Linked DNA regions of Mus musculus: region 1 is linked to region 2. A link is a loop called in an ENCODE intact Hi-C map of the cell type or tissue named here. Cell type or tissue: left cerebral cortex. All regions are shown on one strand.

Evidence for each region. Peaks named below come from ENCODE experiments on the same cell type or tissue, not always from the same donor. Only the 100,000 strongest peaks of a DNase experiment are listed, where the experiment ranks them.
Region 1: it touches region 2 in a loop (10-fold over the local background); 3 of 42 quality-filtered maps call a loop at or near these places.

The regions. Positions count from the first base shown.
Region 1 is chr17:50,386,181-50,394,180 of GRCm38, forward strand. No RefSeq gene overlaps it. Among named protein-coding and RNA genes, the nearest start is that of Gm30958, 7.0 kb to the left of the region's middle. In left cerebral cortex, no CTCF peak of the experiment used is centred here; DNase peaks (open chromatin) are centred at 4,200, 5,287, 5,576, 6,380 and 1 more place; H3K27ac peaks cover 2,486 bases.
Region 2 is chr17:50,759,173-50,767,172 of GRCm38, forward strand. All of the region lies in intron 18 of Tbc1d5 (TBC1 domain family, member 5), which reads right to left. Among named protein-coding and RNA genes, the nearest start is that of Gm41598, 28 kb to the right of the region's middle. In left cerebral cortex, no CTCF peak of the experiment used is centred here; DNase peaks (open chromatin) are centred at 1,992, 3,269, 3,956 and 4,456; H3K27ac peaks cover 3,679 bases.

The DNA of each region.
Region 1 (8,000 bases), 370 kb before region 2:
CTTGGAGATATGGGCATAGGGGGAAAATTCCTGGCTTGTGCTGTAAGATCGAGAATTGACAAACAGGACCTCATAAAATTACAAAGCTTCTGTAAGGCAAAAGACACTGTCAATAAGACAAAAAGGCCACCAACAGATTGGGAAAGAATCTTTATCAATCCTAAATCAGATAGGGGACTAATATCCAATATATATAAAGAATTCAAGAAGATGGACTCCAGAAAACCAAATAACCCCATTAAAAGATCAGGCACAGAGCTAAACAAAAAATTCTCAACTGAGGAATATTGAATGGCTGAGAAGTACCTGAAAAAATGTTCAACATCCTTAATCATCAGGGAAATGCAAATCAAAACAACCCTGAGATTCCACCTCACACCAGTCAGAATGGCTAAGATCAAAAATTCAGGTGACAGCAGATGCTGGTGAGGATGTGGAGAAAGAGGAACACTCCTCCATTGTAGGTGGGATTGCAAGCTTGTACAATGACTCTGGAAATCAGTCTGGCGGTTCCTCAGAAAATTGGAAATAGTACTACCAGAGGATCCAGCAATACCTCTCCTGGGCATATACCCAGAAGATGTTCCAACTGGTAATAAGAACACATGCTCCACTATGTTCATAGCAGCCTTTTTTTTGTTTTTGTTTGTTTGTTTGTTGTTGTTTTTTTTCGAGACAGGGTTTCTCTGTGTAACCCTGGCTGTTCTGGAATTCACTTCTGTAGACCAGGCTGGCCTTGAACTCAAAAATCCGCCTGCCTCTGCCTCCCAAGTGCTGGGATTAAAGGTGTGAGCCACCATGGCCGGCCATAGCAGCCTTATTTAAAATAGCCAGAAGTTGGAAAGAACCCAGATGTCTCTCAACAAAGGAATGGATACAGAAAATGTGGTACATTTACACAATGGAGTACTACTCAGCTATTAAAAGCAATGAATTTATGAAATTCTTAGGCAAATGGATGGATCTGCATATCATCCTGAGTTAGGTAACCCAATCACAAAAGAAGTCACTTGATATGCACTCACTAATAAGTGGATATTAGCCCAGAAACCTAGAATACCCAAGATACAATTTGCAAAACAAATGAAACTAAAAAAAAAAAACAAAAAAAAAAAAAAACGAAGTCCAAAGTGTGGACACTTCGCCCCTTCTTAGAATTGGGAACAAAACACCCATGGAAGGAGTTACAGAGACAAAGTTTGGAGCTGAGAGGAAAGGATGGACCATCCAGAGACTGCTCCACCTGGAGGTCCATCCCATAATTAGCCACCAAAAGCAGACACTACTGCATATGCCAGCAAGACCTTACTGAAAGGACCCTGATATAGATATCTCTTGTGAGGCTATGCCAGTGCCTGGCAAATGCAGAAGTGGATGCTTACAGCCAGCTATTGGATGGAACAGGACACCCAATGGAGGAGCTAGAGAAAGTACCCAAGGAGCTGAAGGGGTCTGCAACAACAATATGAACTAACCAGTACCTCCAGAGCTCGAGTCTCTAGCTGCATATGTAGTAGAAGATGGCCTAGTTGGCCATCATTAGGAAGAGAGGCCCCTAGGTCTTGCAAACTTTATATGCCCCAGTACAGGGGAAACACCAGGGCCAAGAAGTGGGAGTGGGTGGGTAGGGGAGCAGGGGGCGGGAGGGTATAGGGGACTTTCGGGATAGCATTTGAAATGTAAATGAAGCAAATACCTAATAAAAAATTGGAAAAAAATGGCTGCCTCTTTAGAATTGTGTGTTCCACTTGTGCAAGTGTGCAGAGATGCATTTAACTTTTCTCATATTTCTTTGGGTCTTGTCTTTTTGTTTGTTTTTGAGATGGGGTCTCAGTATGAATCTCTTGCTGGCCTGGACTTGCTGTATAGACCAGGCTACCCTTGAAACTCTGCCTGCATCTGCCTCCCAAGTTCTGGGATTAAAGACTTGTGCCACCCTGCTTTGTCCTCCTTCTTCCCTCTCCCCCCTCCTTCTTTTTAATGTAGTGAACTTCCTCAGCTCTTTAGCTCACATTTTTGGGTGAACTCTCTGACTCTTAGATCTGACCACATAGACTTCACGTCAATTTTAAATGAGTGACTATTTTGTTCTAGTAGTCCTACCCTTTTATTTCTTTCCCATGTACTGATTAGAACCTCTAATATTAGTTGAACACAAGAATTGCTTTTATTCCAGTTTTATTCTTTTTGACTTCCAAAGGTGTGCTGGTGTTATGGTTTGTATATGCTTGGCTCAGGGAGTGGCACAATTAGGAAGTGTGGCCTTGTTGGAGTAGGTGAGCCACTGTGGGGGTGTGCTTTCAGACCCTCATTCTAGCTGCCTGGAAGTGAGCCTTCTTCTAGCATCCTTCAGATGAAGATGTAGAACTCTCAGCTCCTCCAGCCACATGTCTGCTTGGATGCTGCTATGTTCCTGCCTTGATGATAATGGACTGAATCTCTGAATTGAGCCAGCCCCAATTAAATATTGTCCTTATAAGAGTTGCCTTGGTCATGGTGTCTGTTCACAGCAGTAAAACCCTACCTACGGTAGTTGGGTTCAGAAATGGAGATCTTCACAGAAGAAATGGGTGTTTCAAAGTCACCTGCTACAGACTCTCAAGAGCAAGTTCCTCGGTGTTTTTCTAATCTGTTATCTAATTTTTCTAGCCACTTGTATCAGTTTCCTGCTTTTCAGGAAAAGAAAATTTCAAGTCATACAAACCAGATGTCCTCATATGACAATCTGAACAGTGCTGACATGCCCAAGTATCTCTGTTTCACTTCCGGCAGAGCCTCGTGACTGCTCTCAGTCCCCTCAGTGACTCTAAAGGCATGTCACTTGCTTATGCATGTGAGTGGCTTTTCTTCATTCACATCACAACACATTCACTCCTCTGCTCCTTTTGTATTCACTGGCACACACCCTCTGGATCAGAGATTCTCAAAACACCCCTCTTTCCTGTTACAGTTGTCACCTGAGACTATTTATTGCGCAATGTGTTTGTGTGTGCACATATGCACACGCAAGCCTGTGATTACCCTCGCATGCACACATTGGCTCTGATGTGTGCAGAAGTCAGTTCTTTCTTATTCCTGTGTGAGTCCTGGGGATGGACTCAGAGATTTTTCTGACATCCATTTGTCTTGGTCCTCCTCAGCCTGCTTTCTCCGTGCTTGCAAATGGTCAAAGAGTTGGCTTGCTAAGGTTTTGCGACCTCCCTTTGCTGGCACAGTTCTGGGTTTCTTTCCTGCAAGGAGGTGGCGTTCATTTGTAAGATCTCAGCAGTCCCGGAGACCAGCTTCAGCAACAGCATAGAAAAGGCAGCTTTCATCAGTAAGTGTCTGAAGCCCAGGGCCTAGCTGAGTGTTCCTAGCTAATTCCTGATTTCAAACAAGGGAGTGATCTTTGCCTGTTTACTTTGCTCCGTCTGGTCAGCAGAGATCTATTAATTATTGAATTGAACAAACAAAAGCTTTCTGTAAAGTTTCTGCTTTGAGCCTGAGTGCTTTCCACTGCCCCTGAACCAGAGAGGAGTTGGCGAGCAAGCTTTTGCCTTACGGTAGCTACATCCACTTTCTCGGAGTCACTAGTGAGTTTTATTAGCCTTCATTAGTGACCTGTGGTTTGCTAGTGATGCCTTTTAAAGAAGGCATTAGTTGTTGGTGACTTTTGTCTTCTATACTATCAAATGTACTTTGCAAGGAACACTATACCAAATTATTACGCTAGTGAATAAACAAACAGAATGTAAACAAATATTCCCGGAGTTTGTTTCTTATGCTTAGTATCTAGTCAGGGACCTTAAGGTTTAATAGTCATTCAACAGTCAAAACACAGTTCTTTAACTGTTTTTTTAAAAAGTTTTAAAATGAGTTACTATTGGTTTAGAATTGGCTTAGAAGAGACAGACATAAGGCTCAAATAAGTATAATTTAAATCTAAGTGTAATTTTCTCCCATCAAGAAGTCCAGGTCTCTACCTGGAACTCCTGTGTCCCCTGCCATGGTGTCAGGCATCTAGTGCTGCTCTCTTTAGAATGTGGCTCTTACAACACAGTTCAGGGGCAAAATCCTACCATCTTGTCAGCATTCCTACCAATTGGAAAATGGAAGAATACACCCTCTGCTTTAAAGATACTTCCCCCCAAGTTGCTTCTAGTACTTCTGTTTATATCTCATCCAGCAGAACCACATCAGATAGGATTCTGGGAAATGTAGTTTTTACTGGAGGCAGCCATGTCCCTATCTGGAATTTGAGAGTTCTGTTGCTTAGGTTGGTTGGATAACACAGGAACACAGTTCAGTCAGCGAAGCCTTGACTGACCAGTCATAGCTTGCTTGCTCTCCTGCTCCCTCATTGGTAATTCATGTTGCTTCTAACTTTTATAATCTTTTCCTTTTCTCTAGAGAGGAGGACTCCATCCCACCTTTGCACATAAGCTTCCTGCTCGGATTTAGGAACCCTTGAGGATATGCTGTGCCACCATCAATATCTATCATAGCTAATATCTAATATTGCTAATACTTCTGCTTTGTAGCAGTTACCACAATTGAAAGTGTGAGTTATTTGCATTCTGGTTCACTTTACTTTGCCCCACCTTCAAGCCTGTAAGTCCTACGAATCAGGGGCTTGGTTTTTCTTCATGCCTGCGTTTCCAGCATCAGACTAACTAGTTTCGTATTAAGTTGTCCCTACCCCCATGGAAATACTCGCTATTTATTTGATTAAGTAAAAATGAAATGATCTGCGTAGAAATAATCTTCAAGTCTCCCGTAGCTGATCCAGCATCTCCTCCGGCCTTCCCCAGCCTCTGTGCACCACGGCAATAGATCCAGAAGCTCACTACCTCACACAGGAGGTTTCAGACCATTCTCCACTGCTCCTTCATCTGCTCGTTGCCTGTCATTCAACCCTCAATATCAACATTTAAGGTTTAAAAAAAAAAAAAAAGAAACCGACAGGATGTGGGGAATTTGGAATCAACTAATGAGCTTTCAAATAGAACAATTTCATAGAATGGTATAGATCCTAGTTTTCTCAGTGCATTAACTGTCATTGAATGAAGGTTTCACTTCACATTGAAGGTGCTCCTCAAATGTCCTGGTTTAGTCTCCTGCCTTAGTAAGGACAGCATCCTCCCAGAGTGTGTGCCCTTTCTTGGAGAGCCAGAGTCTTACCATGGCTGAAGGCCAATGCCCTACCTGTCAGTCTGTGCTGACCCAGCCTACAGACGCAGAGTAAGAAGGAACCTCGTGGAGGCGACAGGACTCTGGGGTACTGCTGTGCTCCAAAAGCTGCTTCAAACAAACGTGTGCAGCAGTAACCTGGTTTTTACCCCTAAAGTGGCATGTCAAAAAAAAATTTTTTTCAGGCACTTCTGTTTCTGAATTGGCAGAGGGTTTATTTTATGAATAATTTTTCATCCTTGCTTTGAAAGGAAAAAAAAAAGTAACTCTTTTATAAGTGCTAGTCATGTATTGGGATATGAGTGAAGGTCACACCTGAACTCAACAACGTCTTAAAAATAGCCGAGGCAGGGGGATCAGTTTTTGCTATCTCAGTGTTTAAACGTCAGTGGTCAGAATCAACACAAAGCAGGAAGGCCAGGCAGAAAAAAAAGCTGACCTTTAGAATACTTCCTGCGATGGCCCTGAAGCTTCCAGAACGGAGAGATGGAGAGTTTTAAGTTGTTTTGAAAGCTGTGATTTTCAGTTTTCCTATAATACGAGGCTTTGATGGGCTGAGGAGCCGGAGCCTTTACATTTGTCAAACCATAGGACTCGTTTGGCATTTGTTCAAGATTTTAGCTTAATGATTCCTGTTTGTATCTTTTAAATTTTAGTATTTTAAATCCTTTTTGTTTTAAAATAAAAATCCCCTACAAAATAGAAAATTTTCTTCCCAGGCTTTAAAGTACAATTTACCTGTTGTGCTCTCTGCCTCCTCCTGGTGCCCACTGCTGTGTCCTGGTGCCCACTGCCATGTCCCAAGCCCACTGCCGTGTCCTGGCGCCTGCTGCCATGTCCCGTGCCCACTACCTTGTCCTGATGCCCACTGCTGTGTCCTGGTGCCCACTGCCATGTCCCAAGCCCACTGCCGTGTCCTGGCGCCTGCTGCCGTGTCCCGTGCCCACTGCCGTGTCCTGGCGCCTGCTGCCATGTCCCGTGCCCACATCACTTGCCTTTAAAGCAGAGGAAAGTTCAGGATCCCTGGCTCTGGAAGTCGAAATGAAAGAATGTGGAGGCGAAATGTATGAAATGGCAAGCTTGCATTTGAAATGAAGCCAGTCTTATTCCACACTCTGCCCAAAATAACTTGTCTTCTAGAGAAATTTAGTCATCAAAGTCTAAACAGAAATCAGGAGTCAAGGCTAAGATTTTTACCCATCTAAAAGTACTACCTCCCAGTGTATTTCAGCAGTTAACACCTCAGTTAGGATGAGTGCGCTTTAAAATACACAGCCATCCCTTCCGGTTACAAAAACGCCTGTTTCAAATTGGAAAGAAGCAGTCAGCTGCTCACCACTATAGATAAATGTGATGATGTGTGAGAGTCCTCTCTGTGGGGACGATGGCCCTAGGCATGCGCGGCCTGTCACTGTGCAAAAATCTGACAAGGACTGGAGGGCAAGATGCAGATATCAAGAAGCCCATGATGCACACAGCACTGAGCTAACAGTCCACGGAGAAGGAAGAATGCCAGCCTGGCATACTGTCTTAGTTAGGGTTCCATTGCTGGGCAGAAACACCATGACCGAGGCCACCCGTACAAGGAAAACATTTCATTGGCGCTGGCTTGCAGTTTCAGAGTTTCAGTCCATTATCATGGCAGGAAGCATGGTAGCATGCAGGCAGACATGGTGCCAGAGAGACTAAGAGTTCTACATCTCGATTAGAAAGCAGCCAGGAGAAGCTGTCTCTTCCACACTGGGCAGAACTTGAGCACTAGGAGCCCTCAAAGCCCACCCCCACAGTGACACACTTTCCTCCAACAAGGCCACATCGATTCCAACAAGGACATAACAGTGTCATTCCCTGTGGGCCAAGCAGAGCTATGCCTTAAGTGTCCTTGGGCCCTTTAGATGGATTGGCACTCACCACTGTGGCTGTCCTAGGTGGCTTTCCTTCTGCTACTTTGCAAGCCTGATCATTGTGTCTCTTGAGAGAATGGTTCTTAGGAGAGGTTAGCATCTGTATTTAGCAGGAGAATGGAAAGTAGAAAGGGGAGTAACTGGTTTGGGATCGTTTTTTTTGAAAGTGCACAGCTTTCACTTCTTCCTGAACTTTGCTTCTGACTCTTCTTCTGCTTAAAAAAAAAATCTTTGAAAGCCCTTGCATTGCAAGAAGGGAACCGGTGGCACTAGAGTTCATTTGCCATGCGTTGGAATGGCCGGTGGGAAATGCCAGGGACGAGGCCCACCGAGTCAGCTATTGGGAAAGCAGCTCCTGGAGATCACAGGCACGTTGGACTTTAAGAAGCCATGGAAGGCAAGAAGCAGAAGAAGTAGATGGCTTGAGGACATAGACTTAAGCCCTGGTTCCCAGACAAGCTCCTAGTCACAGCATCTATGTGAAAGTCAAGGTCTACACACTCATCTCTGCCTTCAAACTCTGTTGAAAATGCACAAGACTGCAGAGGAAGGAATCCTGGCAGTGTGGAGAGAGGGGATAACTTATCATCCTGAGAATTATTCATAAATGTCCGGATGGCAGACAGCCAAGGGAAACACAGTAACAAGTAAACAGACAGGGGAGCCGGCCATGGCTAGTGTTAAGGCTGCCATTCAGCCTGAGCTCCTGCAGTCCCTAGGCAGAGGGAGCTAGTGTCTGGGGATGGTGAACTGTAGAGCAGAGCAAGCGCTCCATGGAATTCTACCTTCTGCAAAGCTGTGCTGACTCCCAATCACCTCTGGTGCACAGAACTTCCCCCCTTACTGCTGGAGCTGGCGGCCATGAGGTCAGCTCTAGGCCAAAAGCTGAGAGCTTCCCACGATATCATGTCATGATGGCTGACTGGG
Region 2 (8,000 bases):
TTGAAAAGGTCCCTTGTAGGTGTGCTGCACTTTGAAGACACATGTACACAGCACTGAAGAAGCAGTGACTGAACTGCAACCTCAAGAGGTCTTAGCAATGTGCACTGAAATGTTTGACAAAGCCAGACGTAGCAGCGCTCGAAAAGTGAGTATTACACAAGCACTTCCCATGTTCTTTATGTCTCCTGTGAAGTTCAACAGCTTCCCCTGCTCTCCAATAAGGATAAAGAGCACCAGGAGCTAAACCGAAGGATGCTAATGGGGACAGGCAGAGTTACCTATCCAACTCTAACCGGGCATCAAGGTGAAAGGGATGGATGGGCTGTTTCAGGCCGCTTCTCTCTCTTCCTTTCTCCATCCCTTTCCACATCTCTGTTCTGTAAGATAGCTGTGGCAATTAGAGAAGGCTGCATTTCTTCATCTGTGAAAGCTGCAGTCAGTTTGAGGAGATGGTACCATATATTCCTTCTCTTTCAAGTGCATGTGGTCTCGTTAGCCTACAAGAATCCCTCTCCATCTCTTGCATCTGTACTGGCCTCACTGCCTTCATTTGGAGACTGCCGTAAAGTCAAGCTATGTCACGTTGGGGAAAGTTTAAAAGCCTGGCAAATTCTGCTTTCCCTAACATATTCGAGGTTATATACGAGGTTCAGGTTAGAGCATCCAAGAGAGAATCATGGTGGAGGAATGGCCATAGGAGAAGCAGTGGGACTCTAGACATGATAAAATGTTGTTCTGGTATCTTTTAGTCCATCATAGCTGTAGCCAGGTAAGGAAGAGAGATCCAGTTAATATTACCTGGAGCAAAGCACAGCCTGATGAACCCTGTCCAAGTTCCTAACTCACAGACTGAAGGGAGTAACAGAACCCTCCCTGTGATATTCAATTTTGAAGCTGCCCCCTATGTATTGAGAGATGGTTGAACGTGGGCGGCTGTTGTATGAGAGAAACTTAAGTTCCATTCCTGTCTTGTCACTGACAAGTCATGTGGCCTTTGGCCATCTCCCTCTCCAGCCCTGGTGGAAACTCAACCCTCTGGAGGATGTATACTCAAATTCTGCTCCCAAGGCACTTAAAGTGGTAATGAGTTGGGACATGAAAGTGGACCATACAGTAGAGTGCACAAGTCTTATAATGAAACAAGAAACAGTGCTCTGGGAAGCTTGGCCCCAGCCTCTTGCAGCCTTCACGGAGTCATCTGTTGGTTGTGGTAACAAACCCAACCAGCATCTAGCCTAGGACTCAAGCTAGGGTCTGGTTGTAGCTAGTAGGTAGGGTATTGACAACCCAGAGTATACAAAGAACACCAGAAAAGAGAAGCTTCCTGGTTGAAATAAACTCTGTTTACGTGGGGTAATGGTTTATTAGATTAGCAGCCACATCAGTTAAAACACAACAGCCTTTAGGAACTTTATCTTATTCAGAAGCCTTTATTGCACTTAGTGCCTTGCTTTGGGAAAGCTGGGAGGGACACATTTTAGAGAAAAGAGCTGTGTGTGGCCTTCTGGTGTGAGGTACTGGGCAGCTGGAGAAGCGCTTGCAGCTCAAATGTCCACACTCTGCTACTCTGCCATGCTAGATGCTATCACTATCTGATAGAGACCATGGGCAGAACAAGGTTTGCAACTATGGGTTACCCTAGGTACTTGGCTGCTAAATTTAGAAGGATAAGAAACTACAATTTCTAAATTTTCGTTTTCATGTGGGGGCTCTGTTATAAGAGCTCTGTTATAATCTCAACACATACAGAATCCACACAAACATTGTGGAAAGGGCACATTTATTCATTCAAACCTTCATTTTCGGGGAAAGGTCATTAAGACTGAAGAGGACTGCTCTGGTTGAAGCAGGTGCAAAGGGCCAAGAATCTCTTATATTTGGCACTCTGAAATGCAGTTTCTCATCCCCAACGAGGTTGCTGAATGTGAAAAACATTCTGAAAGCCTTCAGCTATCACTCAGCTTATAAATAGAAATGGGATCACGTGGGAACAAAGGGTGGCTTGCCGCTTATTCTCATCATATTATATAATTGCAATTCTAAAACTGTCAGAAGCCACTTTAATCTCTATCTTAGTGTCTCAGGCTGTACACTCCCTGCAGCTAACAATACTCTCCACAAGGCAGCTTCAGTCACTCCCTTTCATTACACTGGCCTTCTGAATAAAAAAGAAATGCTTGCCCAATCACCCTGAGGTCATATGAAAACAACCACTTAATGGTCCTGAAAGGAACCGCTCACTGTGTTTACTCTTGCTTGCATCGTCTACTATCTGTAATAGGAAGGAATGTGGTGGGGTCATGATGGAATTCTGGAGTAGACATTCCTGGGTTCAAAACCCATTTTTCCCATTTTCTAGTTGAATAACTTTGACAAGTTCTTTAATTCTTCTTTACACCTCTGTCTGCCAGAAATGATGGAAGAAGGAGATGAGTATGCATGGAGATTCCTGCCAGGACATACACTCAATAAGTCAAGTCATATAGTTTTTCGGTTTTTAAAAACATAATTAAGTTAAAACAATGAAACTGGCTTAAAGAACAGAAATTTATGATTCACTGTCAGAAAATAGTAGTTTCTGGTTTCTAAACTTCATGTGGCAAAAGATCAATAAGGGACATCAGAATCCAGCATTGTCCTACGTTTAGAAGAGCAAATCCATATATAAGGCAAGAACTGGACACCCGAGGCTGGGCTACCTACAGACCACAGCAAACTGTATTTGGAAGCCTTATAGGTAAGAGTTAGAGGGCAGGGGATACTTTACTAGAAAAGAAAAAAAGCTAGCATCTAACTTTTTGGAGAGTGATATTAAATAAACTGGACAATGAGTGTCTTAGGGTTTTACTGCTGTGAACAGATAAAAAGGCAACTCTTACAAGGACAACAGTTAATTAGGGCTGGCTTGCAGGTTCAGAGGTTCAGTCCATTATCATCAAGGTGGGAGTGTGGCAGCATCCAGGCAGGCATGGTGCAGGAGGAGCTGAGAGTTCTACATCTTCATCTGAAGGCTGCTAGCAGAATACTGGCTTCCAGCAGCTAAGATCAGGGTCTTAAAGTCCACGCCCACAGTGACACCACACCTACTCCACCACGGAGAACACCTGCTAACAGTGCCACTCCATGGGCTGAGCGTATATAGACCCTCACAATGAGCTTTTCATGTATGGATCCATTTACTCTTCACAACAAACCTGTGTGGCAGATCCTCTCATTTACTGACAGATATTCCTGTCAGCCATATTCTCTGGGAGTATATGCTCCAGGTTAGGCAGCCAACCAAGAACCAGATCCCTTGGCTGCTCGCCCATGTCTTCCCTAGATGGACTCACATTCATGTTCTACGCTTTCCTAGCAAAGATTTAATGCACATTTACCAACTGTAATGGAGATACTAACTTCTAGTGGTTCACTAAACTATTTCCTTTCTAAAATGTTTAGAAATGGTTTATCATTGTAGTACATTTCAAATCCACTGCTTGTAAGGGTGAGGCAGGAAGATTGCTGGCAGTTGAAGATCAGCCTGCACTACATGGTGAGACCTTATTTAAAAGAAGAAAGGCATTTCTACAGGGGCATTAAGTTGGCTGAATATTATGCAATTTGGTTGTTTATAAAATACATCTTTCAGGTGTTAGTTATATACCTTCAGTACCTTTTTGATATTTTTTAAATAGTATAAGGTTTTATGATTTATTATTTACTTCCTTATCAACTTGATTAATAAATACATTCATTTACATTGTGTTAAGCCATGCAGAAAATACAATAACAGTTGAGATGTGGGCTCCTGGCCTCTATGAGTTTAGAGGAAGATACAGTCTGTACGTTCTTAAAGCCAAGAAAGGAGTAGGAAGCTCTGGAGAAGATGCAGGAGGATGCATGGAAATGAGAGCATGTTTTCTAGAATTCTGAAGGTACTGAAGGAGGAGGAATCAGAAGCAATGATAGAAAAGCATGTTCCAGGAAACAAGGATCCAGTCAACAAAGTTTTGTGTGTGTGTGTATGCAAGTGTCTGTGTGCATGTACAGGAGAGTGGCAGGTGAGCAAAGGAAAAACCAGTAATGAAGTCAAGTCAGAGAACTGAGAGGAGCAGGATCTTCAGATGGGCAGAAACCCCTCTCTCACATTCTTCCTTCCAGTAATGTGTGAGATGCTAGGGTCTGACACATAGTCTGCTGTTCCCACTGTCCCTAATGGAGACCATGTTTGAGGGTCACTTATGGACAAGAGTGACTGTCAGTTTTGCAGCAAAACAGGGCGAGAAGGGTCCTGGGGTGGGCTCTGCTCAGCTTCTAAGAGTGTCCTCAGATCACAAGATAAGCAGACATGGGAGCCAACACTGACAGCAGCAGCAGGAACCAGCCAAGAATAGCAGCTAGAGACAGGAAAGGCGCCCAGTCTTGCTTGAACAGATGGGTGAACAAGAAGTGGGAAGAACAGGAAACGGAAAGTCTTGATGAGAAGGAGGAAGGCTGCAGATGCTCTGAGGAAGCTGTGGTATACACAGGGTAAAACACACACACACTCGCGCACACACACTTGGTGTGAATGAAACCCAAGCCAGAGAAGCATATGGCAATAGCCCTGGAAGACAGCATCAGGAAAAATAGAACAAGAACACAATGACTACATATTACACTGCATTAAATGACAGGGTATGGGTGTGTGAAGCAGTTCAGCCGCTGTACTGGAGAACAAGCTGGAATATGAACGCTATAGCCCTAGCATTAGTGTATAAGAGGCCTGTCACATACAATAGTTAGGGCTTTAACGAGTCAGCAACTCTTTGAGCCCAAATATAAGATGGTAACACTATTTAGTATGGCCTGTAATTCTTAGGGGATTGGATTATTGGAGAGTCTTGATAAAGGACACAGTTTGGCCTAACAAGTGCTTTATAAATGTTACTTTTTTGTTGTTTTGTACTAGCAATGTACTCCTAGAACATTACCCCAGGGAACCATGTGCATACATAAAAGCAACTGAAGATATTAGTCAGGCATCCAAGGACAGCACATATACTCACGTGAACCCTGCATGTTTTTTAAAAATATTCTGTTGATGGACAATTCACAGACATACAACAGATGACTAACTGGAAAAATAAGATTGCAATGTATAAGTTTTTTTTTTTTTTTAAGTAGTCTTGACTTTGAAAAACATGGTGGGATTATACTTTTTTTTTTTCTGGATTTTCTACAAGGATATGGGGTTATATATTTACAAGAAAATAAGATTATTATGTGAACAACATACTAGGGAAGACATTTTTAAAAAGCAAAAGGGTTGGCTGGGGAAATGCCTCAAGCATAGAGACCCAGCTTTGGACCCCTGCATCAACTTCTCATCCAGCTGTAGCCATGTGTGATGCAATCCAGTGGTGACTATATGTGGACACTGATCTCTGGAGCTTGCTAGCCAACTAGTCTAGACAAACTGGTGTTTTGCTATGTATGTGCACACGTGTGCATGTGTGTGTGCATGCGTGTGTGCGTATGCGATTCTGTGCGTGCATGTACAGGAGAGTGGCAGGCGAGCAAAGGCGGAACAAATTATGAAGTCAACTCAGAGAACTTGGAGAAGCAGGTCCTTCAGATGGGCAAAAGGCCCTCCCTTCCATTCCTTTCTAGTCAAGAAGCTGTGGTTCAGCAAGAAACCCTGCCTCAAACAATAAGGTGAATGAGGTGGAGAGTGAGTGAGGAGGACACCTGACTTCAATCTCTAGCATCCCTAAGCATGTTACACATATGTACATACAAACATATAACCTTGTAGTGGTGAGTTTTATGCTACACCGGTTTGTGCTCCTGGTGGGTGGCATGCATGCATCCACTCAGGGGCTATCTGGATTTGCAAATGGAAAACACACACACACACACACACACACACACACACACACACACACACACACACACACACTAGCTAACTTTAAATGCTTTGGATACCTCAAAGGCTGGGTGGGTACTCCTAAACCTTCCACTGATACCCCAGGCCCAAACAGGGAAGTGGCCAGGAGCCACCCACCGTTCTCACAGGGCAGAGAGGCTTCATCTCCTGCGCCTGCGTCCCACCCTTCTACCCCGAGTCATTGGAATTCTATTCGTTCCTCTCTGCATCTACCTGCACAGCGCTCAGTGTCCCACCCCACGCCCAGCTATTGGGGACAAGGACCTTCAATGCAGATTCCCGATGGAATCACAGCTTCAGAACCAATCTCCAACACAACCTCCCCCAAATAAAACCGATTACCATGGGGAAAAAAGAGATGGAATGTTTGTAAAGACCAAAGTTGACTCCAAATCAATCCAAACAACATTCTCTAGACAAATATACCCTAAACAGCAATAAATAATATGAAATATAAGTGAATAACTTGTGAGAAAAGTAAATACCAAATAATTAAAATACTTTGTCTGTGAAACCTTAAATAGGATTTGAATGATAAAAGTCTTCCTGATCTATACTATCAAAGACTATCTGTAAAAGCTCTATAATTTCCCTTTATATAGGTAAAAACATATTGCATATTTCAGTAAGTTAGTTCTATTGAAATTCAGGAGGTATGAAAGTATTGTTATGGACTGACTGCCTGTCTTAAACATTGTATCTGGGGAAAATGTTCTCTTCTATAAGGGCCTGTATATAAAAGTTTAAATGTCTCTGTTAGAGCTATGGTCCCATCTTTTAGATCGTCATTTTTTTTTATAATCAGGAAACCTGAATAATCTTTTGTAACTGTAATACACTCCCTTTTCCACCAAGCCAATGAGCCCAGATGATACATTTTCCTTTTTGCCACATTTGTATGTGATCAGACCAGTGGATGAAATCATCCAGAGTTGTGGGAAATATTAAAAAAGTAGACCTGCCATCTCTCCTGCCGTGCCAGTCCACATTCAAGTTCTAGTACAGGAACTGGTGGGCCACCACCCAGCTACTCTCTCCCAGCTAGCGAGTTCATCTCGATTCCACACAGCACCCCACACACCCCATGATCAGCCATCTCAACACTGAATTAACCAGTAGAAACATGACTTTTTGTTGTTGTTGTTGTTGTTGAGACAGGGTTTCTCTGTATAGCCCTGGCTGTCCTGGAACTCACTTTGTAGACCAGGCTGGCCTTGAACTCAGAAATCTGCCTGCCTCTGCCCCCCCCCCCACCCCCCAGTGCTGGGATTAAAGGCGTGCACCAAAGCTTAATTACCCAATCAGATTTATATAACAATAAGATCACAATTTACAAGATGCCAATACAATAATTTCAGAGCCAATTGATAATGATAAAAGTTTTACCCCAATTATTCTAACCTTGTGAAAAATCTTAGCTACTTGTGGCTGTTTAAAACCACTCGGGATCAGGATCTTCTTCTTGCTCGTCTCCTCCATTTGGCTTTCTTAGCACCCCCCCTCCAATACCTCCCCTCCCCCATGCCCCCATCCCCACCCCTGCTTCTCCTCCTGTGAGGTCTCTGTCTCCCCTAATCCTAGCTCCACCTCCCTTTCTTTTCCTGTCCAATCACAGGCCTGCCACTGTCTAATGTAACTGGACAGGGAAACGACTGCAACTGCCCAGTCTGTGCCAGGGGCTTTCATTTAAGTTTTTCATGGAGCTGGGCAAGACCATCTGTGAGCTCTTCCTGGCACCAGAAGCAGGCACCCAACACAATGGCTGACCCAGACATAAAGACCTTGGCTAAGGTTGCTTTTGTTGTTTTTTTGTTTCACTGTATTAAAGATAATTGGCCATATGAGAATGAATTAAGACACTTATATCACCATTCTCTAAAGTAAATGACTCCCATAGAAGTCTGCATTGAATCCAAGTTGAGGATCAGAAATGGAATAAGAAACACCTTAAGTTACAAATGGTAATAGGAGCCAAGTATCAGAACCACTGTGATGTGTTTCTTGTTAATATAAATACGAACAGTTATGAAAATTTTGGGAAAAAATGAGAGGGAAAATTCTCTGAGTTATCCATATTTCCACCATGCTG